5 separate regions of the Homo sapiens genome follow, and all the other regions are linked to region 1. Evidence: chromatin contacts called from ENCODE Hi-C or POLR2A ChIA-PET data. All regions are on one chromosome and are shown on one strand. Each heading gives the region's core, a stretch centred on a gene start or an enhancer-like site at or near the end of the contact. The rest is flanking DNA. Distances are from core to core; before and after follow the strand shown. Region 1 holds the start of SCIRT (stem cell inhibitory RNA transcript). Region 2 overlaps LOC105375070 (a long non-coding RNA gene). Region 3 holds the start of AARS2 (alanyl-tRNA synthetase 2, mitochondrial). Region 4 holds the start of LINC01512 (long intergenic non-protein coding RNA 1512). Region 5 holds the start of SLC29A1 (solute carrier family 29 member 1 (Augustine blood group)).

The links. A loop is a pair of places that touch in the nucleus more often than their neighbours do. ChIA-PET counts read pairs that join two places held with the same protein, here RNA polymerase II (POLR2A). Pooled maps may share reads with other maps.
Region 2: a map of K562 shows a loop between it and region 1 (4-fold over the local background). The contact joins the enhancer-like site here to the promoter of SCIRT in region 1. A Hi-C loop is called at or near these places in 7 of 168 maps with a recorded cell type or tissue (IMR-90, K562, PC-9 and 3 more), 7 of 37 single-sample maps with no recorded cell type and 13 of 50 pooled maps.
Region 3: a pooled map shows a loop between it and region 1 (4-fold over the local background). The contact joins the promoter of AARS2 here to the promoter of SCIRT in region 1. A Hi-C loop is called at or near these places in 2 of 50 pooled maps. POLR2A ChIA-PET finds 5 or more read pairs at or near these places in 4 of 52 experiments (GM12878, H1, WTC11 and 1 more).
Region 4: a loop to region 1 is called in a map of dorsolateral prefrontal cortex, with 2.1 times the contacts of the local background. The contact joins the promoter of LINC01512 here to the promoter of SCIRT in region 1. A Hi-C loop is called at or near these places in 3 of 168 maps with a recorded cell type or tissue (dorsolateral prefrontal cortex and head of caudate nucleus), 1 of 37 single-sample maps with no recorded cell type and 5 of 50 pooled maps. POLR2A ChIA-PET finds 5 or more read pairs at or near these places in 2 of 52 experiments (H1 and WTC11).
Region 5: a loop to region 1 is called in a map with no recorded cell type, with 5 times the contacts of the local background. The contact joins the promoter of SLC29A1 here to the promoter of SCIRT in region 1. A Hi-C loop is called at or near these places in 1 of 37 single-sample maps with no recorded cell type and 7 of 50 pooled maps. POLR2A ChIA-PET finds 5 or more read pairs at or near these places in 5 of 52 experiments (Caco-2, GM12878, HepG2 and 2 more).

Annotation. Positions count from the first base shown.
Region 1 is chr6:44,072,387-44,076,794 of GRCh38, reverse strand. SCIRT (stem cell inhibitory RNA transcript) reads left to right here and starts at 2,143. Exons shown (of 5, transcript NR_125864.1): 1 at 2,143-2,298. RefSeq lists enhancers at 1,063-1,132, 2,253-2,512, 3,533-3,632, 3,673-3,732 and silencers at 3,023-3,282, 3,373-3,452.
Region 2 is chr6:43,831,402-43,835,809 of GRCh38, reverse strand. All of the region lies in intron 1 of LOC105375070 (a long non-coding RNA gene), which reads right to left. Among named protein-coding and RNA genes, the nearest start is that of LINC02537, 19 kb to the left of the region's middle. Within about 2 kb of position 2,154, at least 2 of the 41 ENCODE cell types and tissues checked have a DNase peak (open chromatin) inside an H3K27ac peak, as active enhancers do.
Region 3 is chr6:44,311,442-44,315,849 of GRCh38, reverse strand. It overlaps AARS2 (alanyl-tRNA synthetase 2, mitochondrial), which reads left to right and starts at 2,503. Exons shown (of 22, transcript NM_020745.4): 1 at 2,503-2,769; 2 at 3,587-3,778; 3 at 4,315-4,408. The coding sequence starts at 2,527. LOC124901322 (a long non-coding RNA gene) reads right to left here. Exons shown (of 3, transcript XR_007059594.1): 3 at 1,303-1,699. RefSeq lists an enhancer at 2,199-2,758.
Region 4 is chr6:43,888,876-43,893,283 of GRCh38, reverse strand. It overlaps LINC01512 (long intergenic non-protein coding RNA 1512), which reads right to left and starts at 2,256. Exons shown (of 2, transcript NR_024478.1): 1 at 1,819-2,256. The region is part of intron 2 of LOC105375070 (a long non-coding RNA gene); the gene reads right to left. RefSeq lists an enhancer at 2,836-3,797.
Region 5 is chr6:44,220,437-44,224,844 of GRCh38, reverse strand. It overlaps SLC29A1 (solute carrier family 29 member 1 (Augustine blood group)), which reads right to left and starts at 1,250. Exons shown (of 13, transcript NM_001372327.1): 1 at 1,204-1,250. RefSeq lists enhancers at 171-320, 563-1,421 and a silencer at 1,011-1,410.

The DNA.
Region 1 (4,408 bases), core at 894-3,393:
TTTTATGAATGGGCCAGCGTAGGCGGGGGGGAGGGGGCGCGCCGGCCCGCCCCCACATTTCCCTGCCGCGGCGCCCGCGACATGCCGCGCCGCACGTTGCTGCCTCCAGGCCCCGCCGCGACCTGGCCCACCGCCAGCGGGTCAGCTGCTCCGGACGGCGCGGGAGGCTGCCGGCCAGAGTCCCCGCCACGCCGCCGGCCGGCGACGCAAAGGAGCCGACGACACTCCCCCTGGGGCCCGGCAGGGGCTCTGTCCTCGGGCCCCCTTTTTTCCCGGTTATTGGAATGATTTCCCGAAGCAGGAAGGCCAGAAGTTAGCCTTCAGGCCCCGTTGTATTTAAAATGGGCTGCCCTGGGACTTCACTGACCAAAGGAGGGGGCTGGGCCCCTAACTTGGGTGACAGCAATGACCTTGGGAGGGATGGAATTATACGTGACAGGAGAGGGACCAGTTCCCATCCCAGAGCTCCTTGCACCTCTCCAATTCCCTCATGCCAGTCCACACCTCCCTAACCTCAAAAGGCCTGTTCCCACCACCCCAGGGCACCTGCTTTTTCTGCAGAGCCACCCTAGTCCACTTTGGGTCTTGCTCTGACCTGGGGCCCAGGAGAGGGTCTCCTAAGTGGGTGGGTACACACAGGTTTGCTGTGGTCCAGAAGGAGGCTGACCAGAGTTTGAGAGTTTGAGCCCAGTTAGGTCACAGCCCCCTACCTCCTCCCCTCCCCTCTCCTCCCCCTGTCCCCGCCCTGCCCCATTGCTTTCAGAGTAAATTAACTAATTACCTCCAATTAAAGCACCTGGCTCTCTGTATCCTCCTAGGCCTTCAATCACTGCTTCTGGGAGTCCTCTTCATCCAGGCAGGGTCTGGAAGGGGGCCTGACCAGTAAGTTGGAAGTCAGTGAATCAATGAAGTGGGGCGGGGAAGACAGGATGGAGGAAGCCCACAGTGCCATTTACTGCTTGGGAGTGGTCCAGGCAGCCAGGACCTCTGACTTGGCCAGCTTGCAGACTGAGGTTGGGTCTGGGGACTTGGGCCCTAGGGGGGCCTGTGAAGGCTGGGAGCAGGAGCTGCCTTTGGAGGTTAAGTCCCTGGTGAAGGGCCTGTGCAGATGTGTGCAGATGTCAAGGCCCTGAGGGTGACCCTAGAAGCCCCTCAGCAGGAGAAGCAACTTGAGGGTCAGGTCCTAGAAGCTAGCAGTTCTTGGCACCTGCTGCCTCCCTCACCCAGCAGGCAGGGAGAGACTCCAAATGCCTGTAGGCCCAACCAGTCCCTCCTGTCTTTAACCCCAGCTGGCTCCTCCTGCTGCTCAGGAAGTGAAAACCCCTCCATTCTTTTCTCCGGGCCCCCTTGGTGGCCCCCAGGCACAGGCCCAACACTAGCTCTGCCCAGCACTGTCCTGGCCCACCCCACGTGTAGGACGTGATGGGGAGGATACCTGGTGGCAGGAGGCAGACTGATGGATTGTTGACCTGGGTCTCACCTCTGGACGAGCTGGCCATTCCTGGGGACTGGGCAGGGTCACGCCAGGCTGTGACTCAGGCCCCTGCCCCACCATGCCAGGGACCTGGGCTTGGGCCATCCTCTGTGTATGTGGGGTGGGGTGGAGCAGAGGTTTGTCAATTGGAGGCTTCTCTTTGGGGACACCTCTCACAGCCCCAGGGAGCCAGACTATGACTAGAAGGATCAGGGTTTCCATGGCTGCTCCTCCCCACCCACCACCCCAATAGAGGCTGACAGGAAGGACTCCCAAGCAGGGCACAGCAGCCATATGAGTTAGTGGGTGTATGAGCCATCCAGGACAGGGGTAGGGCTCAGCACACAGGAAGGGCCACTCCTGGGGTGTCCTGAGCCCCTATCTGCCAGCTCGGCTTGTCTCCCTAGGCCCATGGAAAGCTGGCTCAAAACTCCCCACCTCCAGGAAGGCGTCACCATGCCTCGCTTGTTTGTGGCCAGCCCAGCGCTGCTCTCAGCTCCCACTTTTCACTTGTTTCTCTGCCTCTTGTCCCCTTTCCCAGATCCACCAAGCGTCTATGGGCAGACTGTTTTTTCCTGCACTTCCTAGTGGCCAGCAGAGGGCGCCGCCAAAAGACTGAGGCCACCACGGAGGGAACAGGAGAATCGGCTTTTTGGGGTCTAGCCACTGTGCAGAGCCCAGGCGCGTGGGTCGGTGTCGGGTGTGTGTGTACGTCTGTGTGTGTAATGAAACTGGACGCCTTCCTTCCCGGCGATCTTGACTTAACCTGTCAGCAGAGGGCTTGAGGTTAGACCACAGGTTGAACCTAGGTGGCTGCTGGAGAGGTAAGCCCAGGTGGCTCTTGGCAGGAAGAGGAGGATGAGTGAGTTGCTCCCTTCTAGCAACCCAAATGGGAAGGGACAACGGAGGTTGCCAGCTTTCCTCCCTGACCCTGGAAGAAGGGTTGGGAGGGGTTGCACAGAATAGCTGGTGTCCCACCCTGTGGGAGGAACTGCTATGGACATCTGGGCCACATCTGGTTTCCTGGCAAGGCAGGGAGCTGGTCTGTTTGGAATTCTTGGTCCACCGCTTGGTGGTCCCTCACCATTACATTCTAGGAGGACCCTTTACAAACAGGTGTATAGGGCGCAGCCCTGTAATGCGAGTGAGTCCACAGCAACCTAGTCGTGGTCACACTCCTTTGGAAGTGGCCCTAGGGGCCTGGGCAGCAGCCTGCTCCTCTGCGCCACTCGACCTTTCTGTGGCCATGTTGGAGTCTGCATGCTGAGATGCTGCCCTTTCCCCTTGGAAATGCTGGGAAATGTGCTCTGGTGTCCATCCTGGCCATGCCTCTTCCTCCAGGTGGGGTAAGAGATGAAAAGAGGAGTTAGTCTGCAGTACCTCTTAGGGACCCCACCCCATGAAAGGCGGAGTGGGGAAGTGCTTGCTGTTGGGTCACCTCCACGAAAGCTTGGGAATGCGGTTGGGACGGGTAGCGGGAGGAGGGGTCAGCAGGAGTGGTTCTTTCTTGGGTCTGGATTCTGGGTTTTGGGGACGAGACAACACGGAGGAAACCCCTCTTGGTCGGCTTGGTTCCAGGAGGCTCAGGCCGGGAGATGGCCGTAATGGCCTCGCAGAAAGAAGCGGGAGCGGGGGAGGGGGAAGGCTGAGCATCGAGCCCACCCGGACTCTCCCTCTGTCCTCCCCGCTGCGGGGGCCCACCCCTTCGCCCCCACCCCTCTATCTCCAGGGCCGCCGCGGCCCCTCCCCGAGACCTGGGCGCCGCCTCCCCCTCCCCTCCTCCTCCCCCTCCCACCCAGCGCTGCAGCTGCTGCCGACGGACCATTCTGCACGTAGCGAATGGAGGAGACGCACAAGGGAGGCCTCAAGTGCGCGCGCGCGGGAGCCGGAGCGGCGCGGGCGGGGGAGCGGCTGCGGGCGCGCGTGCGCGTGCGGCGCCGGCTTTGATCGCGCGCGCCGAGCTCCGGAGCGCGCTGCTCTTCTGAGCGCCGGGGTTGGGGATGCTGGGCGGTGAGCCTCCGTACCCTCTCCACTCCGCGCACGCTCTGTTACCCCTCCAGCAAACCCCGCCTCCAGCCAGGACCCTTTTCAGTTGCCACCCCAATAGTACTGTCCTCTGCGCGTAGTAGGGTCTTCTGTTACGGTGTGCCGGGTGACGGATTGTACAGTCAGCCAGGTCCTGGGCTAGGGTTTCACAGAGTTCAGAACATGCCCGTGTTCATGACCATATAGTTTCACTTTTGCCCCAGGATCTCTCAGCCTGGAGGCCCTCACCCGCCTGCCTCTGCTGCACCTCAAACCTAGGCAAGCCCCATAAAGCCCCTTATAAGGGCTTGGGAAGAAAAAACAAAGGAGTGCTTTGACTTTTATTTCCTCTGGGATGGGGAACTCCCAAGGGAGTTCATTTCCCTTTCACCCCCTCCTATGTTACCTGCACAGCTCCTACTCCCTGGGGTGTCCAGGACTCTGCTGGGCCCTGCCCACACCACTGACAAAGGTGTGGTATGGTAAGCACAGAGTCTGCGTCCTGGGACAACCCAGGGAGTACAGGGAGGCTGTGTCAGGCTATGGCAGGCAGGGCCTTCATCTTGGAGGTGTCTCCTGACTTCCAGGGGCACTCTCTTCACTTCCTGAATCCCTGATCAGGAAGGGGATTGGCAAGTGGCTGGCCTGCCACCTGGGCCACTGGCAAGTGGGTGGCCGGGGGGGGGGGGCTGTCTTCCTTCCCTGGATGGGCTACGTTGGCACCTCATTCCACCTTCCTCACTGTGCATCCTGGCTCTCCTGGCTAGGTGGGCATTGGGCAAGACAGGTGACAGGGCCTTGCAAAGGGATGTCTGAATAGGGTCGGTGGTGTTTTGAACCTCCCTGTGGGAGTGAACTGAAGGGGACTGGTCTGTGGAATGTGCAGGTGGAGGTAGCTGAGAGCTCTTT
Region 2 (4,408 bases), core at 905-3,404, 240 kb after region 1:
CTCTCGGTCTTACCTCTAAGACACTCCCACTGATCTCCTTACTACATACTGAGTACTTTCTGGAAGGGGCTTTAAGACAAAAAGCCTTTGGGATGAGACCTAATATTCACTCTTAGAAATCCATTCCCCTGGGTCAAGCAGTGCTCTTTCCTCTGGAAGGGTTGTCTCAATGGGTCTCTGGATCTCTATGTGACTGTGCTGCAGCAGAGGCAGCTGGTATACAGGTGGGTACCACCTGGAGCATGAATTCTGGCTCTAAGTGTGGCACCACCTGCTTGGGCGGTACACTCTCTGAATGCGCAGTGAGGAACGGACTGCAAATCTCTAGGGTCCCTCCAGCTCTAGTAGCCAGTGGTTTCTCCTTCCAATCAAGGATTTTTATTGGGAAGTCACACAATTGATCTTGCTACTTTGAAATGTTGCCGTAACTTTAAAGGAGAAGTCCTACTGAGGCAGGCCTAAAGCGTAATAAAATTAGGTTAGCTGTAGGGAGGAACTTCCAAGACCGTGCATTACAAGGCACAGAGGATTGTAAAGCAAAACCAAAGAATATCTCTTCTGGAAATCTTTTAAAATGCAAGAAAGATATTCCTCAAAGGCCGAGTCTGACTTTGCTGGATATTTGGGGCCTTTTATTACTATTGAAAGGGGAGAGAGTGTGACCTTTCCTCAAGCCAGGAAAGGGTTGGGGGGGCCTTGATGGAGTTCCCAGTGCCAAAGGATAGAGAGCTGAATGGACCCAGGGCCTCACCCCTACCTCCTCCATTGTCCCCTGTTCCCCTTAATGAAGGCTCAGACCAGAACAACCAATGAGGCTTGGAAAATCCGCCTGTTGTGTGAGGGGATTTTCCATAAATCTCCCTCATTCAGGCAGCGACAGCCCCGTGCCCTGTGGAGGGAGGGCTGCCTGGCTGCTGGGGACCCTTGTTAAGAACAGGTGCTTTCTAGCCAGATCCCTGTTCCTCTGGGCCCCTCAGCCACCTAGGGGCTTTTGTAGGGAGGTAGTGAGGAAACCCACCCAGGCTTCCAGGAGCCATCTCCAAGGAAAATAACCTTGGGCCCCTTCAAGCCTGCAAGGGTGAGAAAATGGGCTCTGACCTACCAATGGGATTGCAGTTTAGAGGGTTGTTTTGCATAAATCTGTTCACCACCCGTTCAAGGCCTCCCTTGTGAAACATTATAGACCTCACCACGGAGTATGGGAGCCACTAGCCACATGTGGCCATTTAAATCTAAATTATCAGCTTGAACAATGTTGTGAAACCCTACCTCTACAAAAAAATTTTCTTAAATTAGCCAGGCGTAGTGGCGTGTGCCTGTAGTTCCAGCTACTCAGGAGGCTGAGGTGGGGGAATGGCTTAGGTCTGGAAAGTCGAGGCTTCAGTGAGCCGAGACTGCACCACTGCACTCCAGCCTGGGCCACAGAGTGAGACCCTGTCTCATTCATAAATAATCTAAATTAACTAAAATTGGGTTTTAAAACTACCGTAAATCAGATGCATAGTTTAAGTGCTCGGTACCCGCGTGTGGCTAGTGGCTACTGTTTTCCACAGTGCGGCTCGAGAACATTTCCACCATCACAGAATGTTCTAGCGGACAGCACTGCTTAGAGCTGACACTAAACAGAGCAGCCTTCCATTAGAGCAGAAATGCAAGCACTGACAACAGGAATAGAAGAAGTCTTGTGCTGACAATGGAGAAGGCTCCAGGGACTCAGGAAGCCCCAGTCTGAGGGGAAGGCACAACCCTGTCCTCAGGGAGCGCCCAGCCCAAAAAGGGTTAAATAATTCCTTGGTCGGATCTTGTTTTCCTGAGCAGGTGAGGGGGAAAGGGCCCAGCTGTCACTTAGCAGGCTCATTAGTGATGTCTGCTGGGGCCTTGCCCTCCCCAGGGGTAATTATTAACAGGCCTCAGGTGTGAGAGAGCATGCAGCCCAGGCCTCACCCTCCCGTTCAGCTGACTTGGCCAGCTGGGCATCCTTGGTTGGGGCGGGAGGACCCCAGAACCAAGAATCCCAACTGGAGAGACAGCCCTGGGGCTGCCTGAATAATGATACCACCAAGACCTGGCTCTGTGGCCCCCGTTCCCCAGCGCTCCCACCCTGAGTTAAGCCCTGCTCTGTGTTTGATAAGATGGACTGCCAACCAGGGGGCACAGCACTGACCAGGAAGGCTGCCCGCCACTTCCCAATTAAACTGTTCAAAACTGGGGGGCCGTCCCTGCAGCCTCACTGGGGAAAGTCTAATCTCACCAAACCTGGGCCAGGGCCCCTTGCCTTGTCAGCAGGAATTTTCCACATTTGCTGAGATTTCTGTTTGTCTTCTCCATTAGCTCAACAAGCATAGATGGAAAGATGACTAAGATAATTAGTGACTGACAGTAGCTCTGACCATGGGGCCAGGCCAGGAGTGAGTGGCAGGGGCTGGAGTGTGGCTGGAGAAGCTGTGAGTCAGCCAGAAAGTGTGAGCGCAGGGCCTGTACCAGGCCTGGAGACCTCAGACCAGACAGGAGGGAGCCCAGAGCAGACCCATCAGAGTCAGAGGCAAGGGACAGAAAGAGCAAGTGATAGCTCCTGCCTCATAACCATGGAAACGGCTCCAAACGGAGGCCGCCTCTACCAAAGAAGACTCAAGCCCCTGGGTGGGTCAGTGGGCCTGAGGAGGGAGAAAGAAGCCTATTCCACAGCTGCAGCCCAAACCTGGCCCTCAAATGGCCTATGTTCACATGGCACAACAAGCAAGCAGGGATGCCACTAGAGAGAAAGCCCAACCTTAACCTCTTGCCAGTAGGGATGGGGTAGGGGAGCTGGGTTTAGAACCTTCTTTCTAAAGCATATCCCAAGCTTACCTCAGCCATCACCCACTTCAGTAGGCTCCCAATTCTTTTGATTATATACCTCTATCCACAGAAAATCTGTGACATATGCCCCTAACATGTATATAAGATATACAATATGTGCTACCATACTAATAAATTATGTACATTATAAAGGACAAAAGAAAGAATAAAAGTGAGGTTCCAATGTCTTCCCAAATGTGGATACAGTGTGGAGACTGTTGATTTACTTAAAGAGTGCGGGTGACACATTTCTAACTAAGCTCAGTAAATGAGCAAATCTTCCTGTGTTTGCAAATTCAACATCAGCCAGTCCTCCCTGGTTAACAGTTAAGATTAGTTGCTATCTCAAAATTATTTTGAACTTGAGCTGACCCTTATGCTGGGATGGAGATGGTAGCAGAGCTGGCCATGTCAGCTGACAGCAGGCTCAGAGCACCCCCCACCCCACATGGTGACTTCGCCCATGCTGTTCCCTCTAAGTAGAATGTCCTGCTGCCACTTTTCACAGTGGCAATGATTTGCCTTCAAAACTCCACTCTTCTCCAGGATTTCTTCCCTGAATTCCAGGCTGGTCAAGTGTCCCACCCCTAAACTCCCACAGCCCACTATGAAGACAGTACTGACTTTAAACAAAATGACAGACAGCGGGTCCTCAAATAATGTCATTTCATTCAACATTGTTTTTAAGTGAGAAAAAAATTCATTTTATTATACGTAATTTCACTTAAAGTTGCAATTTCCAAGGACCTATTGATGATGTTAAGTGAGGATGTACTGTACCTCTATTCTGGAATGTACTGTGCTGCCCTGGAACAATGTGTTTAACCCTCTGCCTCCCTGACTTGATTGTACAACTCCTGAAAGGCAGGGGATTGCTTTGTTCATCTTTGTATCCTCAGCTATCAGCATATGCAGACACGGATATATCCACCCATGTCCGCTCAGCACCCACCATTCTGACACTTTGAGCCCGTTTGGATTCCCATACAGGGCAGGTCAGAAGTGCCAGGGAATTGACACCCACTTCCCTAGGATCTCTCAACCAATGGCTACATGATTTCATGGCTAATACGCTAGCTCCCTTGCCCGCTGGCTGGGTAACTTTGAGATGAGTTACCCAAAGGTCCCCAGTTGCATACAGCAGTCACCTACTCAGTAGCAGGCATTTATTTTATTGGCTTCTTTCTCTTTCCTGCCTCACTTCTCTACTCCTTTACTGGTGTTTTATGGAAATCTTCCAAATAAACTATTAATGCTCAAGTCCTTATTTCAGAGGAAACCAGCCCAAGACACTGACATGTAATAGGTGATCAATAAATTCTAATTAATGAGAATCTATTGAGCAACTTCTATCCCAGCCATTGAGGGTCGTGGGAGGAGAAAGCTCACTAGGATGGAACAGCCACAGAAGCTTCTTGAGGAGTTGGATTGAGCTGGGGCATTCAAGATGGGCAGGGTTGGAGCAGGCAGACAGGAATGCAGATGGAGTTCCCAGCAGAACGAAGGGCATAAGCAAAGGTGGGGAGGCTGGAATGAAGCCTACCTATCTGGAGGGCAATGAGGAAGCACT
Region 3 (4,408 bases), core at 1,254-3,753, 240 kb before region 1:
ACCCCATTTGCATGTTAAACCTCAAAATGAAATTCCCATAAATACTAAGACAGTGGATCAGTACCCTTCAGAGAAGTTCCCAGGATTGGTAACTTCCCTGTCTGATGAGTTTTCTCCACCTCCATCTATCTTGGGAAACTGCAGTCCTTCAATTTAACTTCCTCATCAGATGACAGCTGCAAACCAGAACAGACACGTCCCAATCCTAGATGAACCGCTTTGCTTCACTGGGAAATATTAAAAAGAACCTAATGATTCACCAAAGAGCACCACATTTAAAGAAAAGAAAATTATCATTTTTAGTGGCAAAGACAAAATTAGATGAGAGAAAAACCTACTTCAAACAGAAAACAACTAAAAACATTTTTCTAAAAATCCATGGTACATGCTACAACATGGATGAACCTTGAAAATATTATTTTATGTGAAAGAAGCCAGTTACAAAGAACCACATATTACATGATTCCATTTACATGAAATGTCCAGAATATACAAGTCTGTAGAGACAGAAGGTAGATTAGTGGTTGCCAAGGGCTAGGAAGGATGAGACGATTGGGGGTTAATGGCTAAAGGATTTGGGGTTTTATTTGGAAGTAATGAAAATGTTCTAAAAGTGATTGTGGTGATGGATGGGCAACTCTATGTAAATATACTAAAAGGCATTGAACTGTATACTTTATTTAAATGGGCGAATTGTATAGCATGTAAATTATATTTCAATAAAGCTGTTTTAAAAAAATTATATGGCTCCACACTAGATCCATGTTTGGAGTTTCTAATGTAACACAATGACTTTCTGGGCAAAATCTGAAAAAAAAAAAGTTGATGTCAGTACTGAGTAGAGGCCCTGCCAGGTTTGTATGGCAAAACACTCCCATCTCAGTTTGGGAAATAATTTCACAGTCTTGTCTAAAGATCATCAATCTCAGCTGGGCGCAGTGGTGCATGCCTGTAATCCCAGCACTTCGGAAGGCTGAGGTAGGCAGGTCAGCTGAGGTCGGGAGTTCAAGACCAGCCTGACCAACATGGAGAAACCCCATCTCTACTAAAAATACAAAATTAGCCGGGCGTGGTGATGCATGCCTGTAATCCCAGCTACTCAGGAGGCTAAGGCAGGATAATTGCTTGAACCCGGGAGACAGAGGTTGCAGAGAGCCGAGATTGTGCTATTGCACGCCAGCACAACAAGAGTGAAACCCCATCTCAAAAAAATAAAAAAGTCATTAATCACACAGAAATCCCCAGCTGGCTTTAGCTTTCTGTTCCAGAAACACTGGAAAAACCAAAACAGGCCAAACACACTTTCAAAACAACACCTTTAATCTATGTGGGCAAAGGGAGAAAAAGGGGATCATGGAATAGGAGTTATAGGTGCTGTCAGAACACAAAGTTAAGAATTTACTATCACTATAGAAATTCAAGTCCAATGTAGATTCCGCAGAGAAACTATGTATACAAAGACCCCAAATAACTTAACACACACAGAATCGTGGCTAAAAGAGACCACCCTGATGGCTAAGGCCTTCTCGGTTATTACACTGACCTCAGCTCTGGAACCTCTATTGAGTTTTAGCTTTGGCAGATTCTCTTCTGTCTTCCCAATCTGTTTAATTTCCCAAGCCAAGGGCATCATGAGAAGCCCCATGAGCACCCTGATTGCATCCACAAGGGCCTGTTGGCTTCAGGGTCACAGCTGTTACTATGGAAAGACAGAAGGGAGAGGTAGAACAGGTATATCTCTTATCCTAAACGAAAACACACAAAACCTTAGGGCATTAGAAGGCTTAGAGAGTGAAATCTCTGCAGCTATTAGCCAACAGCTTCCTCCTGCCTTGACGACCTGGATTCTCTCTGATCCCCAGGCAAATGAGAAGACCAAATGTTAGGCAATTAATAATATAGCAGATGCTGTTTGGCTTCTGTGTTCTCCTATAGACTCCTGCTTCACGGGCAAAAATGGCCGTGTCTGATGCCAAGGTCCAAGGAAACTGGCAAATGCCTAGAACAGTGCCTAGCACATACTAGGTCTTCAATAAATATTTGTTGAATACCTCTTGAATGAATGCTGATACTCCCCTGTCACTCTCTGCCTTCTTCCCTCAGCCTGGAAAAACACACACAAAACACACACACACACACACACACACACACACGAAGTTGAATCCACACCTGTTTATTGCAACCCCATCTGTAACTTTGCAAAACTAATAAGCACAACAGCAATTACTGCTAGAATACGGATTTCAGTGGGCAGGGCATTTTGTCAATTTTGTACCCTAAAAGCCCAAAACAATGCCTAGCACATAGTAGGCTCTCAATGAATATTTGCTTAATGCCGAATGAATTAAGAGCCTACTATGTGCCGGGCGCTGTGCTAGACTCTGCCAGCGACCCAATCGATCGCTTCCACCCCGGCGGCAGAGGCCGCCCCCTGAGTCCTCCTACCGCCAGGGGCCGCTGTAGGAAACGCCTGGCTTCCTTCCCTCGTCACTCTTTGACCACGTAAAGTCACTGCCCGGAGCTACGATGGCAGCGTCAGTGGCAGCTGCAGCCCGGAGGCTGCGGCGGGCCATTCGAAGGTCGCCCGCATGGCGGGGCCTCAGCCATCGGCCGCTCTCATCGGAGCCCCCTGCAGCCAAGGCCTCGGCCGTGAGGGCCGCCTTTCTGAACTTCTTTCGGGACCGCCATGGCCACCGGCTGGTGCCCTCCGCTTCCGTGCGGCCCCGCGGCGACCCCAGTTTGCTTTTTGTCAATGCGGGCATGAACCAGGTGAGGGCCGAACCATACTGATAGGGAGCGGAGTTCGTGAGTTTTCTGGTGAGAAAGACGCTGCAGGATTGGGCAAAAGAAGCGAGAGGCGGAGTTCGTAGCTTTTGGGGAAAGAGGGCGGTGCTTGGTTGGGTAAAGTGATGGGGGTACGGCGCTCAGAGTATAGGGAGGGCTTGGGGAGGGCTTGAGCTGGGAACTTCTGGATTGGGATTGAGTATTAGGTCCAGAAATGGCTGGAGTGGAATCCCGAGGGAGAAGTCTGATTTCATTTATTCGTTATTTAAATAAAGATAACGCTTTCATTAAATGTTTATTGATCACCTATTGTTTGCTGAGTACTATTCTCTAAGGTTTTGGTTTTTATCAACCACTCATCTTTTCTAGACTTCATTGTCCTCATCTGTAAAATAGGGGCGGCATAAGTTAACCTTAGAGGCCGTCTGGGCTCCCTACTAAATGAGTCTCAGTTTTGTTCCCTGAAGTTATTGGGTGTGGTTGAAGAAGCTGAGACGGAGGATGCCACCTTTCAGCGTCCCATTTCCAGCTCCCAACACATTCCTCCTTCTTTTACCTTGCCTATTTTACTAGGCAGAGGGTCTCCGGTTCATGATTTGTTTACCTCTTCTCTGCTCCCCACACACCAGAGATGGCTGTCCCGAGGCTCCCAGTTTGTCCTCATAGACCAAGATTACACTGCACTCTCAGGGGCACAGTCAGCCTTCGGTCTGAACAGCCATCCCTATCCTCACTCCCCACATTTCCCTTCTACTGAGAAATTGGATATCCCTCTCCCCCTCCCCACTCTATGTGCTTCCAGTTCAAGCCAATCTTTCTGGGCACCGTGGATCCACGAAGCGAGATGGCAGGCTTCCGACGTGTGGCCAACAGCCAGAAATGTGTGAGAGCTGGAGGACACCATAACGACCTGGAAGATGTGGGTCGAGACCTTTCCCATCATACCTTCTTTGAAATGCTTGGCAATTGGGCCTTTGGGGGTGAATATTTTAAGGTGAGTCTCTGGGGATCAGTGATCAGCCAAGAAGGGAGTCAATTTGTCCTGTTTCCATTGTACTGTCTGCTTAGGCAGGGCCTCATACCAGATGTGGAGGCAAAGTGCTAGTTGAGCCGGTGTAACAGGAATTACCTCACCTCCCTGATTGGATTGTAAGTCCCTGAAGGGCAGAGACTGTACTTTCTGCCTAATGATCACTCAAAAATTGTTGTTTGAATAAATGGTCAAACAGCAATGCTAAGGTGCTTACTGGAGTTAAAGATCACTCTAGGCTAGAGTAGGCAGAGAATTTCATGTGAAAGTGGGACTTGGTCTGGGACTTGAAAGAAGATAGGACTTAGAAGAAGGGGGAAGCTTTCTGGGCAGGAAAACACTCAGAGGCAGTAATGGTTCATGGCTTATTCTGGGAACAAGATGGCAGCAGAAATGCTTTTGTCTTAAGTCGGGAGCTAAACTCATGTGGCTTGATTACTTCAGTGGGGTCTCCCTCTCACCCGTCTTCCCCCCCCACCCCATGCTGGTTTCTGCTGCAGGAGGAGGCTTGTAACATGGCCTGGGAACTGCTGACTCAGGTCTATGGGATCCCTGAGGAAAGGCTCTGGATCTCCTACTTTGATGGTGACCCCA
Region 4 (4,408 bases), core at 1,007-3,506, 180 kb after region 1:
CCTATGGGGAGCTCCCATGGAACCAGCTGCTGTCCTTGCCTTTTGCTGCTCTCCATTCCTGGAAGCCAAAGGCAGAGCCATGCACTCAGCCCGGTATGAAAATCAGGGAGAGAAATAGATAGCAGTGTCCTGATCCAGCCCCTCTCTCTGCCTCACGTCACCTGCGAGCAGGACCAATCGCCTGTCCCCTGGTCAGGGCCATGAGGGTACATCTGGAATTCCTATAGCATGAGTTCTAACCCAGAAAATTGACTGGAAGCCCCCACGCCCACCCCAGCATAGCCCTGGATCTTCTGAACGTTCTCTGAGAGCCAGCTGTCCCCCAGATATGCGTCTACCACGTGGAGGCTGGGAGGGTAGTCCAGTCACTACGGTTTGGAAGAAAAAGTCTAGAATCTTAGGCTTTAATCTGGACCTGGTCTCTAATAACCTGTGTTTCTGTTACGCTCTGCCTCAATTTCCCCATCTGTAAAATGAAAATGACAGACTGACTCCTGGGCTTCTTACCAGTCTCACTTGCTAACTGATCTTGGACAAGTTACTTGACCTCTTTGAAACTCAAGTTTCTTTGACTATAAAATGGGGATGTGAATCTATGCCCTGCCTTCCTCACTGGGCAGGGTGAGGAGCAAATGCTAGGGTGTCTGCTAAAGTGGTTTGAAATCAGCGGCTCCTCATGACTACAGGAGAGTATTATTATGATCAAGGACATCTGGTTCACCCCACCTGGGCCAGGCCCTGGGGCCAAAAGAGAAAACAAAGATGTGATCTTTCCCTTAGCCACCTTCTGGTCTGCTGGGGCCATGGAAATGACCAGCACCCCATTCCGACAAGGCGGGAGAGCTGAACCCATAGGAGCCGAAAAGATTCAGTAATGGGAGAGAAACCTGACTACTGTAGGAGGCTTCCTGGAGGGATGAATCAACACAGGGAAATGAGGCTTTTTTTCTTTTCTTCTTTTTTTTTTTTTTTTTGAGACAAGAGTTTCACAATTGTCACCCAGGCTGGAGTGCAATGGCACGATCTCGGCTTACTGCAACCTCCACCTCCCATGTTCAAGTGATTCTCCTGCCTCAGCCTCCCGAGTAGCTGGAATTACAGGCGCCTGCCACCACGCCCGGCTAATTTTTTTGTATTTTTAGTAGAGACAGGGTTTCACTATGTTGGCCAGGCTGGTCTCGAACTCCTGACCTCGTGGTCTGCCCGCCTCAGCCTCCCAGTGTTGGGATTACAGGCGTGAGCCACCGCGCCTAGCCCAGAAGGCTTTTTAAAGCAAGCCCCATGGGGTCACTTAGAGAGGGCACCAGCTGCTCCTGACCCACACCAAACCCCCTGTCTCTTTACAGGGCTTTTTCATTAGAACACGTCCTCTCATTTGATATTGAAGATAGCCCAGTTAGTCATTTAGTCGGCAGAGGAGTCCCCCAGCCAAGAAGGCGCAGCAGTGGGTTCCGGACAGGGGCTTTTCCCTGAAATGCAGGTTCAAGAGGCCAGGCGCGGCCCCTCTCAGCACCCCCTCCGCCATGCCTGCCACCCTCCCCTTTTCTCTCCTCGCCCCTCCCCTGCTCCTCTACCTGGAGGAAACACAAATGCAGATGGCTCTTTTGATGTCTCTGGGGATCAAAGGTTTGGCTTTGGAAGAAAGATGTGCTGCTTGAAAGCCACCCAGAGCCTGGTCTGCACAAAAGCCCTTTCCCGTGAGCCCCTCCCGCCCGGCCCTGGGCGCCCGCACCTGACTGGCCTCCTGCCGCCCCCCCCACCCCAGCCTCCCCCCACCATGCGCACACAGCACACAGCAGGGCCGGCGCTCACGCTCACCTGAAGCACGTTCCTCCTCTCTTTTGTTGGATGATTTGTCTGTGAAACATGTTGTCCCCGCTGGGCCAGGCACTGCTATGTCTCAGAACAATGAGAGAGAGAGAAAGACGAAGAAAGAGAGAAAATGACAGAGGCAGCGCGTGAGATGGAGAAACGCTGGAAGAAAGAGAAACAGGTGGACAGAGGGAGAGAGGATGAGCAGACAGGGGACACTCACAGGCGCACAGAGGAGACGCAGGAGGAAAACCCAGCCTTAAGAGGAGCAGAGAAGCAGAAAAGGGAACAGGCAAAGACAAGACGGTGAAGAGGAGATGGATGAGGCATCAAAGGGATGGAGATGTTAAAAGATAGGCCAGAAATGAAGAGGGAAGAATGAGATGGGAAAAGAGGGAAACAGCTGTAGAGACTAGAAAGGAAGGCTTCCTGAGCTAGGTGCACGCAGGGAAGCTGAGCCTCTAGTCGGGGGCGGGCAGGGGGTGGTTCCTGCCATGGCTCTGGGTACCCCTACCCTGCCACTGACAGAGTCCCGGGGGTGGGACCCAGACTCCCCACAGCCCACTCCCTCACTGCTAGCTCCCCCCACCACGAGGTTCTCTCCTCCCGCTCTGAGACCCCACGCCTCCCAACCCAGATGAGACTGCCAGGTGGCCTCCAGACAACGTGGCTGGACAGGGAGGGCCTGGAGTTAGCAGACCTGGAGGAGGGAAGGATCCATGGCAGCTTGGTCAGGAATCCCTGTGTCTCTCTCCACAGAGGAGTGAAGTCTGTGCCCTTCCCCTCCATTAGCCCTGAAAACCCTCCGGGCTGGAAACCAGGGGAATGGGGGCAGGGCAGGAAGGCCCGTTCCTTCCATGCAAGCTCTCTAAGGCACCTTCCTGCTACTGTGTCCTGAGACATCACAACCAATTTCTTCCACCGACCCCCACCTACCTCTTGCCTGGCCCTTCACTGTCTCTAGGGTGGAAAGACCTAGACTTCCTGAAGCCGGGGCCCCTGTGTCCTCTGTCTCCACCCTCTCACCGACTGGCTAGGTGGCCTTCAGCCCATCATTTCTTCCCTCTGAGCCTCGATTTCCTTATCTGTGAAATGGGAAATAAGCACAGTGCCTGCCCCAGAGGCTGGTGTGAGGGTTCAATAAGATTAAGGTGGCCATGTGCCTAACACAGCGCCTGATATGGGCAAAGGAGCAGCTGAGGAGGTCCCCGTCCCAGCCATGGCCATGGCCATATCCACAGCAGTGGTAGTGTCAATGGCTGGCGTGGGATGAGAATTCTGGCCTTGCCCAACTCACGGGGACAGTATGAGGCTTATAAAAGCTAAAGGATGGTAATCCCAGCACTTTGGGAGCCTGAGGCGGGTGGATCGCCTGAGGTCAGGAGTTCGAGACCAGCCTGGCCAACATGGTGAAAACCCGTCTCTACTAAAAATACAAAAAATTACCCGGGCATGGTGGTGCACGCCTGTAATCCTAGCTACTCAGGAGGCTGAGGCAGGAGAATCGCTTGAACCCAGGGGGCAGAGGTTGCAGCGAGCCTCCTGAGATCACTCCACTGCACTCCAGCCTGGACGACAGAGTGAGACTCTGTCTCAAAACAAAACAAAACAAAACAACAACAAAGCTAAAGGATGGGAAAGGCATCCCCGCCAGCAATGCTGAGGCTCAATGCGGACTCCTGCAGCCAGGCCCAGCTGGAGCCCTAGCCATCAGGGCGGCTTCTCCACCAGACACACCAGGCTCAGCCCCAGCCCATGGTACTCCTAGGAGCCCACAAAGTATTCTGAGTTGTTTTAAAATCAGAGGGAAGAAATGATCTTCTAAGTCAACAGAAATGTTTTCATATATAATGTGAATATATTTACCTTTATCCCAACACAACTGTAAAATGTAACTTTTTACTTTTTTAATGGAAAAAGGGGTCCATGACAACAAAAAATGCTTATGGCCCACCAAGTCCTAATGTGGTCCTGTCAGCCACTTCTGCTGGCCAGGGAGGAGCAGGACAAAATGCACTCTTGGTGGCTTTAATAGACACAGCCCTGACCAGAGGGGTGTAAAGCCATCCTGGGATGTGGGGCTGGGGGGTGGCAGGAAGGAGAGACATGGGTGATGGCAGCAGAGACACAACAAATAAGAGATTTTGAGGCCCTGCCCTTGGGTAGGCCTGAGGCCAAAGGGCACATAGTGCCATACCTTAGAGACCCCTAATTTGAGAGAGAAACATATTCTCTCCTTTGGGGAGCCCCTAATCTGAGGCGGGGGGTGCAGCCTGTCCTGAGGGAACCCCAGTCTGAGAGTGGAACACAGCCCTGCTTTCAGGGACTCCCAGTCTGAGAGAGAGAGACATAGCCCTGCTTCTGTGAGCCCACATCTCCAAGAAAAGACAAAATATAAAACTAAAACAAAGCAAGCTACTAGTGGTGGGAGGGTGGAAGACATCAACGCTGTAGTGTAAATAGCTGTATGTCCAACAGAGAAACCTAGAGAGAGTTCCTTCATCGCTGGCGGTGAGAGGGAGGCATCTCAGCAGAGATGGAGCCCCTGGCCATGGGCAGGAAGAGACGTGGGGACAAGCAGCAGGCAGGGACATGT
Region 5 (4,408 bases), core at 1-2,500, 150 kb before region 1:
GATACCAGCTCAGAGCATCTGGTGTCCCTCCAACTATGCCTTGGCCTGCTGAGGTGGGCCCCTGAAAGTAGCCACCAAATTGAGTACCTCCCTGCCTCCAGACTCCCAACACCTCTCCTGCAATTCTCCACTCCCAGGATTTCATATGGGGCTAGCCACTACCTGCAGATCTCTTGTCTTTTCTTCACAACCACCCATAAGCTAGTACTAGCACTGAATAGATGGGGCCAGCTGAGGTTCAGAGGGGTTGAGTCACTTGCCTGAAGTCACAGAGCTGGTGAGTGGAGGAGCTAGAATCCATATTAAATGTTCAAGCTCCTTTTGGAATGGAGAGAGGTATAAAAGCTGCTTCTCAGTTAGCCCTGTAGACTGGGAGGTGGGGGGAACTCTGATTCAACTAAAGGGAAAAATGAGGTGGAGACCAAGATCATTCCCAGCCTGACTTGAGTGTCAGGCAGCTCAGCCCCGCCCCATCACACACATCCTGGCATGGGGAGCTTACACAAGCAGGAGGAAAGTTGGAGGGTCTGGAGGCCACCGAGAGGAGTAGGCAAAGGGACTACCACAGGGCTGCAGAGAGACCCCTAGAGGTGTGAGGGCAGGGTTGGAGCCAGCCTTGACCTACGACTGCTCTCTCCTGGTAAGCAAAGCCGAGGACTGTTTGTCTTCACCCTCTCATATACCCTCACAGTAAATCAGTAAATGAAGACGTGCGCAGGAAGGAGACGCCAGGGATACGAGTTTAGCCAGTAAAAGACCGGGGTTAAAGAGACAGCCCCGCACCTCCGCTCGCGAGCCTGCACCTCCGCTCGCGAGCCTCCATCCCCATCCCCATCCCCATACCCCTCCGCCAGCGCAGTCAGCGGCACGGCCCCTCCCTGATACCGACCAGATCGATGGGGATCACCCGTCCACTCGCCTGCCCCTTGCGGAGGTCAACGTGACCGCAGCCTGTTTTAGGCCCGGGAGCCAGGCCGCCCCGCCCAGCTTGGGTCCCGGTCCCCGCAGGGTCCTCAGGCTCCCTGGCCCGTGCGCGCCACGTGCTGCGCGGCTCCGCACGCTCCGCACTGGGGCCCCACCCGGCGTCCCTTCTCCGGGCTGCGGAGCCGTCAGGCCCGCCCTCCCTGCCCTCCGTGGCAGGCGGGCAGCGGCGTCTTCCGCCCCGGCAGTCCCCAGTCCCCAGTCCCCGGCCCCGGGCAGCACCTGCCGCAGAAGCACTGCTCCCGCGCTGAGATCCGCGCGCTCTCGCTGCAGCTTCCCTCTCCCGCCGGGGCACATTCAAACCCGCCCTCCGCTGAGCTCGCCCCGCCCTGCGCCCACTGCCACCTCCCCGACGCCCGCGGCCCCGCCCCCGGCCCACCCCTGCCACCCCGCGGCGACTCCGCGCGCTCCGCCGCTCCCACCCCGAGCCCCTGCGCCCCCAGGGCCGCCTGGTCGTGTTATTGCGGTAGATAGGACCTCTTTGGGCCCTGCCACACCAAGGCTGTCTGTCCATCGTGTGGGGTACATGGGGCTGGAGGGTACAGCCACACATTAAGGACCTGCGCAGACTCCCATAAAATTCATCTCGGGACTGTTCCATTTACACACCCGCTGCTCAGACCGGCCCCGACGCTCCACGGCCCACTCCACCTCAGATATTCCGTTATCCCTTCCCAAGCCCTGCCCACGCCGCGCTTCCTCCACACTGCACCTTTTTCCTCCCAGCGCCCTCCCTTTCAGCGCCCCCTTCTTTCTTTCAGTCCCCCTCCTCTTCTTTTCCTTCAAAACTGCTTCTGTCCCCACCGCGCATTTTCTGTGACCAGCATGATGGGTTTTCCCATCCCTGACACATCCAGTCCCAGCCACAGACGCGCAAACACCACCCCACTCACAACTTTGACTTGGAGGGGGTATGTGCCTCTGCCTGTGCTTGCGTGTGCGCGCGGAGGGGGGTGGGGCAAAGCCCTCCAGCTCCCTCATAATTCACCCTTTCTAAATCCAGCACTTTGGAAAACTGAGGCACAGGTGGGAATGGGAAGAGAAAAAGCTAGGAACAGCCTTATATCCTCAGTGAATCCTATTGTCCCAGCCATCCTGACAGGCGGAAGCCTTGCTGAGTATGTCTTTCACTAGCTAAGGAGGAAGGTGTGGGCGTGCTGAGGGGTGGTCCAGCAAGTCCCTCCAAGGGAGGGGGAGGGAGGCCCTCTCTTTGGTCGGGCAATAAATGGGGTGGGGTGGGGGGCACTCCCTGCCCTTCCAGCAGTACTCAGTGCTAGAGGATGATCCTAAGGCTGGAAAGGTCCTGAGGAGAAAATCCAACCCACGCTGCCCACCCCATGCCCACTGACCCGAAGGGCTTGTCCCCTAGAGAAGCCACAGACACTGATTAACAACTGGCAGTACCTCACATCATAGGGATAAGGTAGTCCTACCCTGTCCCCAGAGAAACAGACAGGGCCCTAAGGAGAGAGGTGGCTTTTCTAATTAGGGTCAGTGGCTCTCCCCAAGCTACTCCAGAATGGGTGTCCCCAGCCTTCTGTTTCCATGCCCCACAGAGATGACACACATATTCCTTCCCAACCCTCCCCCACCCCACCCCCATCCCCCACATCCCCGCCAGCCCTAACCAGAGGGCAGGAAGATGGGTTTAGGTGGTATTTTTCCAGGCACAGCCCCATGACTTGAGAGTGGCTTCATGTCTGTCCACAACCCCCTAATTCCTGCCCTCATGTTTGTCCAGTCTCTCTCTCTTCCTCTCCTAGCCCTCCTCTGCCCTCTGCCTTGGCCCCCTTCCTCGCTCCCCACCCTCCTTTCCTGGTCTCTGGGTCTGTGGGGGTGGCAGGGCTAGTGGTCAGAAGATCTGCCAGGCATGGCAAGGCTGGTGGCCAGTGGCTGCAGTTGTGTACAGAGGGGGCTGGAGGTGGAAGAAAACTGGAGGGAAGTGGTGAGGGTCTCAGGCCAGACTGGGAAAGGCTGGTTCCTCTCCCCACCCAAACTGGGGCCCTGCCAGCTCGGTGGATGGCAACAGCCAGGGCTGTTATTGTTGGAGAGAAGTCCGTCTGGCATCCATCCTGCTGGGCCCCTAGCCAACACCCACACCCCTCTGTAGCCACCTCCCAAGCAGAGGTTGCTGGGTGCCAGGGCCCCCTGCTGGACAGCCTGGGAGCCCCAACTTACACAGGCCTTGCCTGGAGTTTTTCTAGCCAGGCCTTGCCAGCTCTCTTCAGTCTCTGCCTGGTCTTCTGGCTTCTCTCCCTCCCTGAGCTCCCTCAGGTCCCTGTCGAAGGGGTGGGGTGGGAAGGGTTGGTCCTGCTGCACCTCTACTCTACACCTTATTCACCACCCTATATGGGACCGTGGCTTGGCCCAGACTCCCTCCCCAACTTGGCAGGCCCCATGCATGCCTCACCACCTCACACACAGTCCTCTCTCTCCCCAGGCATGTGTCCTCTCAGCTGTCACCAACAAGTCATGTGTGTTTGCTGGAAGTGTGTTTGCTTGGCCTGGGGGTTGGTAACCAGCACATGTCTCATGACTGTCTGTGTTCTCAGTTGTGTTTGTGACTGTATCTCCATGGCCTTGTGACAGGGCTGGGACTAGGGAGAGGCCAGTGAGGCACTTGCCAGGGGTGTAAAATGTAAGGGGGAGCCAAAAAACTCATGAATCAAGATAAATTTTAGGCCAGGAGTGGTGGCTCATGCCTGAAATCTCAGCACTTTTGGAGGCCGAGGTGGGAGGATCACTTGAGCCCAGGAATTCAAGACTAGCCTGGGCAACACAGTGAGACCCCATCTCTACAAAAAAAATTAAAATAAATTAGCCAGGCATGGTGGCTCGAGCCTGTGGTTCCAGGTACTCCAGAGGCTGAGGCCGGAGGTTCACTAGAGCCCGGGAGGACAAGGCTTCAGTGAGCCATCATCCTGCCATTGCACTCCAGCCTGGGCAACAGAGCAAGACCTTGTCTGAAAACACAAACAAACAAACAAAGATACATTTTAATGTAATCAAAATAAGTTTGTTTTTTTTTTTCTTTTCTTTAAGATGGAGTCTCACTCTGTCACCCAGGCTGGAGTGCAGTGGCGTGATCTTGGCTCACTGCAACCTCCACCTCCTGGGTTCAAGCGAGTCTCCTGCCTTAGCCTCCTGAGTAGCTGGGATTACGGGCACGTGCCACCACGCCCAGCTAATTTTTGTATTTTTTTTTTTTTTTTTAGTAGAGACGGGGTTTCACCACGTTGGTCAGGCTGGTCTCGAACTCCTGACCTTGTGATCCGCCCGCCTTGGCCTCCCAAAGCACTGGGATGACAGGCGTGAGCCACCACACCCAGCCCTTACCAAAATAAGTTTTAATGCAATGTCTACAAATCAAGACTCCATGATGCCAAGTGCAGTGGCTCACATCTGTCATCCCAGCACTTTGGGAGGC